Regions from separate parts of the Homo sapiens genome. Here region 1 is linked to region 2. A link is a loop called in an ENCODE intact Hi-C map of the cell type or tissue named here. Cell type or tissue: IMR-90. All regions are shown on one strand. Links, peaks and the distances in the headings refer to the core of each region. The heading gives the core; the rest is flanking DNA.

Region 1 (2,822 bases), core at 175-2,674, 200 kb after region 2:
TTCCAACAAAGTTATTAATAAAAGTCAGTTGCTTCTTATCTTTTTTTATCCTCTAATATTGCTGAGAATCTAAACTTCCTTTCTCCCAATTAAGATATGGTAATTTAAAAGTACAGTAAATGGGCTGCTGCAGAGGAAGGTGATTTTTATATAAGTGGCTATCCATCATGAATGGTACATCAGGGATTCTTAGGGCAATCTGAGGCTTGATGGGACTGTGGGTGGGAAAAAGTGAAGGAGAATATGAAAAAGATTTGACAGAGCTCTGAGTCTCAGATTGTTCATGTGTGCTGGGGAAGATTGAGCATCAAAAGAGCCATTTTATTTACTTTTGGCTGGAATAAGAATACAGGTGGGAATAGCTACCACTATAGCCACTTGATTAAAATTGATCTCCCCTAGTTAGACTGTGGTGGGAAGCCTTGAAAGACTCTTGGTCCACCTTCTATGCATACCTACATCCCGTCTCTGCAGCGGCCCTGAGAGGCCTCTATGCAACAACTACCAAGGTCCTTTGGTGGGAATTCACGTGTCTGTCATCAAGAAACTGAAATGAAAGTGTGTTTGGACTGCAGAGAGGAGAACAGTGGTGGCTGAAGGGAGATATGAGCCTGGAGAGAGATTCAGAGGCCAAAAGTTACAAGGCCTGATTTCAGGACAACTTCTACATAAAAACATGCCTTTTAAAGCTTACTGGAAATATCTAATTTTTATTAGGTATAAGAAAATTAGATATTATTCAGAGCTAGGAAAAGCCTAATCATAATAGATAATGTTAATTATAATACTTTGCCAGTGTGATGGCTTGAGTCTCTTTCAAAACACTTTGGGCTTGGTGGATTTTATGTGAATTTTCCTTCAATTAAAAAAAACTGGGCTTCCTTTTACTTTGCTCTCTCTCCTTTTAAATTCAAAGCCATGGAAAAGCTTTTGTATTTTAAAAGGTATAGAGGGGTGGTTAATATTACTTTAGAGAAAGAAGAGATGTAAATAATTGGCAAAGTGAAATAAAGTTATTTTCAGAAAACAGTCTTAATCAGCAACAGAACTCACATTTGCACATTCATATATATATATACACACAGCCTTGCACTGTCTCTCATCCTTTGATTTTGGTTATAGCTAACAATAACCTGACATCTAGTTTAAACCACTTTGAACTTTAAAGTGGAAGAAATTTTGCATTAACACCATGTTTGCTATGAAATCAGTACTTCCAGCGTTTCCAATATGCTTGAATGGTTATGTGGATTTTTTTATTCAGACACAATTTCCTCAAATGTCAACAAAGAAATGCCATTCTGGGTGCAAATATTTTTCTCTCCTATCATCTCCATTAGTTTTTCAACTTTATTAACTATTGAAATTATTAAACTGAGCTATACTGACATCTGCTGGACAAAAATCTGCCTTAATAATTAGACAGATTTAATAACTAGGTAGTTACTATTGAGTAGGAAGCAAAGCTATATTAAACAAAATAGAAAGTAAAACTAAGTTAAACATAGCATCATTAACTTATATGTAATACATCTAAGTAAACATTTCTAAGTCCATTTCTCTAGCTGGTGAAATTGTTATTTCAATTTGGTGGTTTAACACACATTTTCTGTGCACCCATAAGCATTACACACTGCATATACTCAGAGGGTCTGGTGTAGATAACAGGGTCCTTTCTTGAAAGGAGTGGAGGGTCTGGTGGGGAAGACATACTGTATATATAAACAGATATTTTCGCGAGTGTTCTCTCCAAGCTGCCTTCTGTCAGCATCACAGTGGATGGTCCTGTACCCATTGTTCCCAGAACATCTTTGTGCAGGGAACAAACCAGAGCAGGATCATTTTGTCTGTTAAGCAATACAGACATAGTTATTTGGGCATAGGAATTTTTCATGGGCCTATAAATATGGGTGTGTATTCTAAAATGCAACACAACAACAGAAAATTAAGATTACCAAATTTCAAATTAAATGTCTATAGAAAATATAATGTTAACTTCTCTATTTTTAAAACTGAGTATTCATGAATTTTAGGTTAGACACCTTCACTTCTCAGGAATTCCTGGTTATGTGTGATGAGTTCTAAAAAATCACAGCCAATTATTAAAACCATTAAACAATATTTGTAGCCAAATATTGTCAAAAGAAAAAGCATAACAATCTTTTAAAAATTTATTAAAATTTTAATAGAAAAATTAAAGTGAAATGTACATGCACTTTTAATGTACTTGAGGTAACGTGGGGAGAGATTATGATGATCTTTTAATTGCCTTTTAATTGAGCTAAGACAGAAGCTGAGCAGAAAAGGGGTTGGGATGTGCATGCTCTCAAAGGGAGGGTGTACTACAGTTACGGAGAGGAGAAGTCATGAGCAAAAGAACAGAAGTATGACTGATTGACTGACTATAGATCGAATTGGAATAAAGGGATGATTGATATTGAAACAGTGGTTTTCAAACTTGACCAACATCACAATCACTTGGAGGATTTGTTAAGGCATATTGCTATTCCCTGCCTCCAGAGTTTTTGACTTAGCAGGTCTTGATTGGACCCTAGAATGTGCATTTCTGTCAAGTTCTCGGTAATAAAAATTTATGTTGCTGTTCCACACTGCATTTTGAAAACCAATGGTCTGAGATAATATGCAACTTTTTTTGCCTTGAACACCCAGGTATTTGGTAATACTATTAATTGTCTTAGGAAGTTCAGATGAAGGGACAACATAGAGGAGTGGGAAATAGAAAAGATGATGAATTTGGCTTTTTTAAGGAAACAGAAGAAAATCCATCAAAGCCAAACCTACAGAAGGTCTTCTAGTATGCC
Region 2 (2,822 bases), core at 41-2,540:
TTTCAACCTGGCAATTTTGTTATTATGGGATCATTATATAAAGCACAAAATATTTCCCCTGTTCTACCTGTGATTGAACTGAACACAAGTTAATGAATAATGACAGGAATTTATTCTAAGTTACTCTTGGGCTAATGATATGGGAGAATGTTTGTTTTTAAAAAGAGGAAACCAAATCTACTTCCAGAATCTGATTTAGACTGTATATTCTAAAATCTTAAAATATACAAAAGTCTGACATACAGGGATGTTTTTTCATTCAACTCATCTTTAACACCATTGCTAATAATCTTTAATTCAAATCGAAGTCTTTCTAAACTTAATAGGATTTTTATTCTCCTTTCACTTAATAGAGCCTGTGAAACTTTGATTGGACAGCCAGTTCTTCCTGAATTTTTTCTTAAAATTGGAAAGCACCTTAAATAGAAAAATCCTGTCCAACTTAGTCATTTCACAGATAACAAAAACATTTTCCTGGATGGAATTAAGTTTAATTATAGTTATTTAATAAAAGAATTTGGACTCTATCTCAAGACTCCTAAGTTTTACTGTTCCCTTTCAGCCTCACTATACTGCCACTCTTCAGATAATTTGAAATTAAACTATTACTTGAATGAATGAATCAGTCATCCTATCAATATCACTCTTCATTTTCCCACTCTTAATATTTTATTTTCAATAGCAAGTTAAGAATTAAATACTAACTTTGCTTGCCTATTAGGATAAAAAAATTAAATACCAACTTGAAACATTTTTAGCACATTATACATATGCTTAATGGAACTTTTTAGCATTTTTTTTTAAAGTGGAGTCTCACTTTTATTTTTCATTTCACAGATTTCTTCCTTTAAGACCCTCAAGGCTGAGCTTAAAATTGGCAGAATTCCATATCAGTCTGAGCACACACCGCACTCTAATTACTGTAGCATGCATACCAATATTTCGCCATGCAAGCAGTGGCGGAGTCCAAACGTTTCGCTTCATGCAGCTGGAGACAGTTGTCCACAAATGCTCGGGTTACACATATATGTGTTTTTAATTCTGCTAATTTATGTTGCACTGTCTTGAATTTAAAGGAAATAAAAGAAAAAAGTGAGCATGGTAGAAATATAAACTTCAACCCACTTAACATATCAGAAATTATACAATAAAAGATCTTTAGGGCAAACAAAAGTGGAATTGTTGGTTTTTTCCTCCATAAAAATGGCATTTGTTACCAAATCAGCTTAAATTTAAAACTCACTATATTTCAGTGCTAAGGAAATTTGTACTAAAAGATGCAAAAATAGTTTAAAACATAAACAATGTCTTGTTTCAGATTGTAAAATTTAGACGAGGCAAAATTCTTGAAAAACAGCATGACTTTAATGTGTGAGCACCATCTTGTGGTACAGTTATTTAGGTACAGCCGTTGAAAACACCTGTTGCTTTTTCCTCCAGAGATTAAATCCTTGAAGATTTTTTTCTTTATTAATGAAATTAAGTATACAGATTTTGCTACTCTGCTTCTAACATCTGGAGGGACAAGGGGTTTCTATATATGTTCATAAACATCAAAATATAAGGTATTATTTAATATTGCACAGTATTTAATCTAGATCTGTAGAAAGCAATAGAATAAAATCAGAGTACTAAAGAGATCAAAATCCAGTACCCTCATCCTCTTTCATCCCTTCACATTATCCCTTCTGATATGGTTTGGCTCTGTCCCTACCCAAATCTTATCTTGAATTGTAGCTCCCATAATCCCCACATGTTGTGGGAGGGACGTGGTGGGAGATAATTGAATCATGGGGGTGGGTTTGTCCCATGATGTTCTTGTGATAGTGAGTAAGTCTCATGAGATCTGATGGTTTTATAAAGAGTGGTTCCCCTGCACACGCTGTTTTGCCTGCTACCATGTAAGATGTGCTGTTGTTCCTCCTTCACCTTCCGCCATGATTATGAGGCCTCCCCAGCCATGTGGAACTGTGAGTCCATTAAACCTCTTTTTTTTTTTTTAATAAATTACCCAGTCTCAGGTATTTCTTCATAGCAGTATGAAAATGGATGAATACACCTCCCGTACCTCTCAATAGCTTGTTTAGCAGTCTCTAGCTTGGACTGAATGGTCTGGGATTATCAATGTTAATATAGCTATGTACCTACCTCCTCCTACTGGCCATGGACAACCCATTAGCATTTTTGGAAATCATTCTATTTAGACCATTCTCAATTGTTGCTGACTGTCCTTGCTTCAATCAAGCTTTATTTCATTCCTGACTCTAGGCTCTCACACTCTGAACTTGGAGTGTATATCTGTTCTCTTTGGCACTGACTCTTGAGCCTCCCTCAGGAAATTGGCTTGAACTTGAAATACTGGGTTCCCACTTTGGGTAGCTCCAAAAGTATACTCCATTCTAGTTGATTTCTTAGGTCCAAGGCCCAGATATGGTCAGCTGGCCTATCTTCTTTGTGAAAATTCAGATAGAAACAGTTCTGATCATTCTGCTGTGAAATGAGTAAGAACTTCACTGTGGCTAATAGCATATACATGGAAAGTTACAGGCAAAGGTGGTGCAGTGAAACTCAAACTAGAAATTAAACACATCCCACCTAGGTACTACCAAGTCCAAAGCCACAGCTGTGTTCTCAAAGGAGGGTGGTGGGACACATTCTCAGAAGATACATGGTCTGCTTTTAATGCTGGCTACAGCAATTCTCAAGTTATAAAACTGATTCTTTCACTGTCATTGTTGGTTGGGACAGTTTTGATACTTACCATTTCTGGAAAAGAGTAGAATGGGAGTGTAAAAAGACCCAGGACCAAGCAAGACCAGGGT

What was found. Hi-C counts contacts between places; a loop is a spot of excess contacts. Peaks named below come from ENCODE experiments on the same cell type or tissue, not always from the same donor. Only the 100,000 strongest peaks of a DNase experiment are listed, where the experiment ranks them.
Region 1: it touches region 2 in a loop (9-fold over the local background); 2 of 110 quality-filtered maps call a loop at or near these places.

Annotation. Positions count from the first base shown.
Region 1 is chr2:210,398,239-210,401,060 of GRCh38, forward strand. The region is part of intron 1 of LANCL1-AS1 (LANCL1 antisense RNA 1); the gene reads left to right. Among named protein-coding and RNA genes, the nearest start is that of LANCL1-AS1, 75 kb to the left of the region's middle. In IMR-90, for the core only: a CTCF peak has its summit at 1,385 (motif pointing left); no DNase peak of the experiment used is centred there.
Region 2 is chr2:210,194,276-210,197,097 of GRCh38, forward strand. ACADL (acyl-CoA dehydrogenase long chain) reads right to left here. Exons shown (of 11, transcript NM_001608.4): 9 at 936-1,063. Among named protein-coding and RNA genes, the nearest start is that of KANSL1L, 24 kb to the left of the region's middle. In IMR-90, for the core only: a CTCF peak has its summit at 1,383 (motif pointing left); no DNase peak of the experiment used is centred there; H3K4me3 peaks cover 210 bases.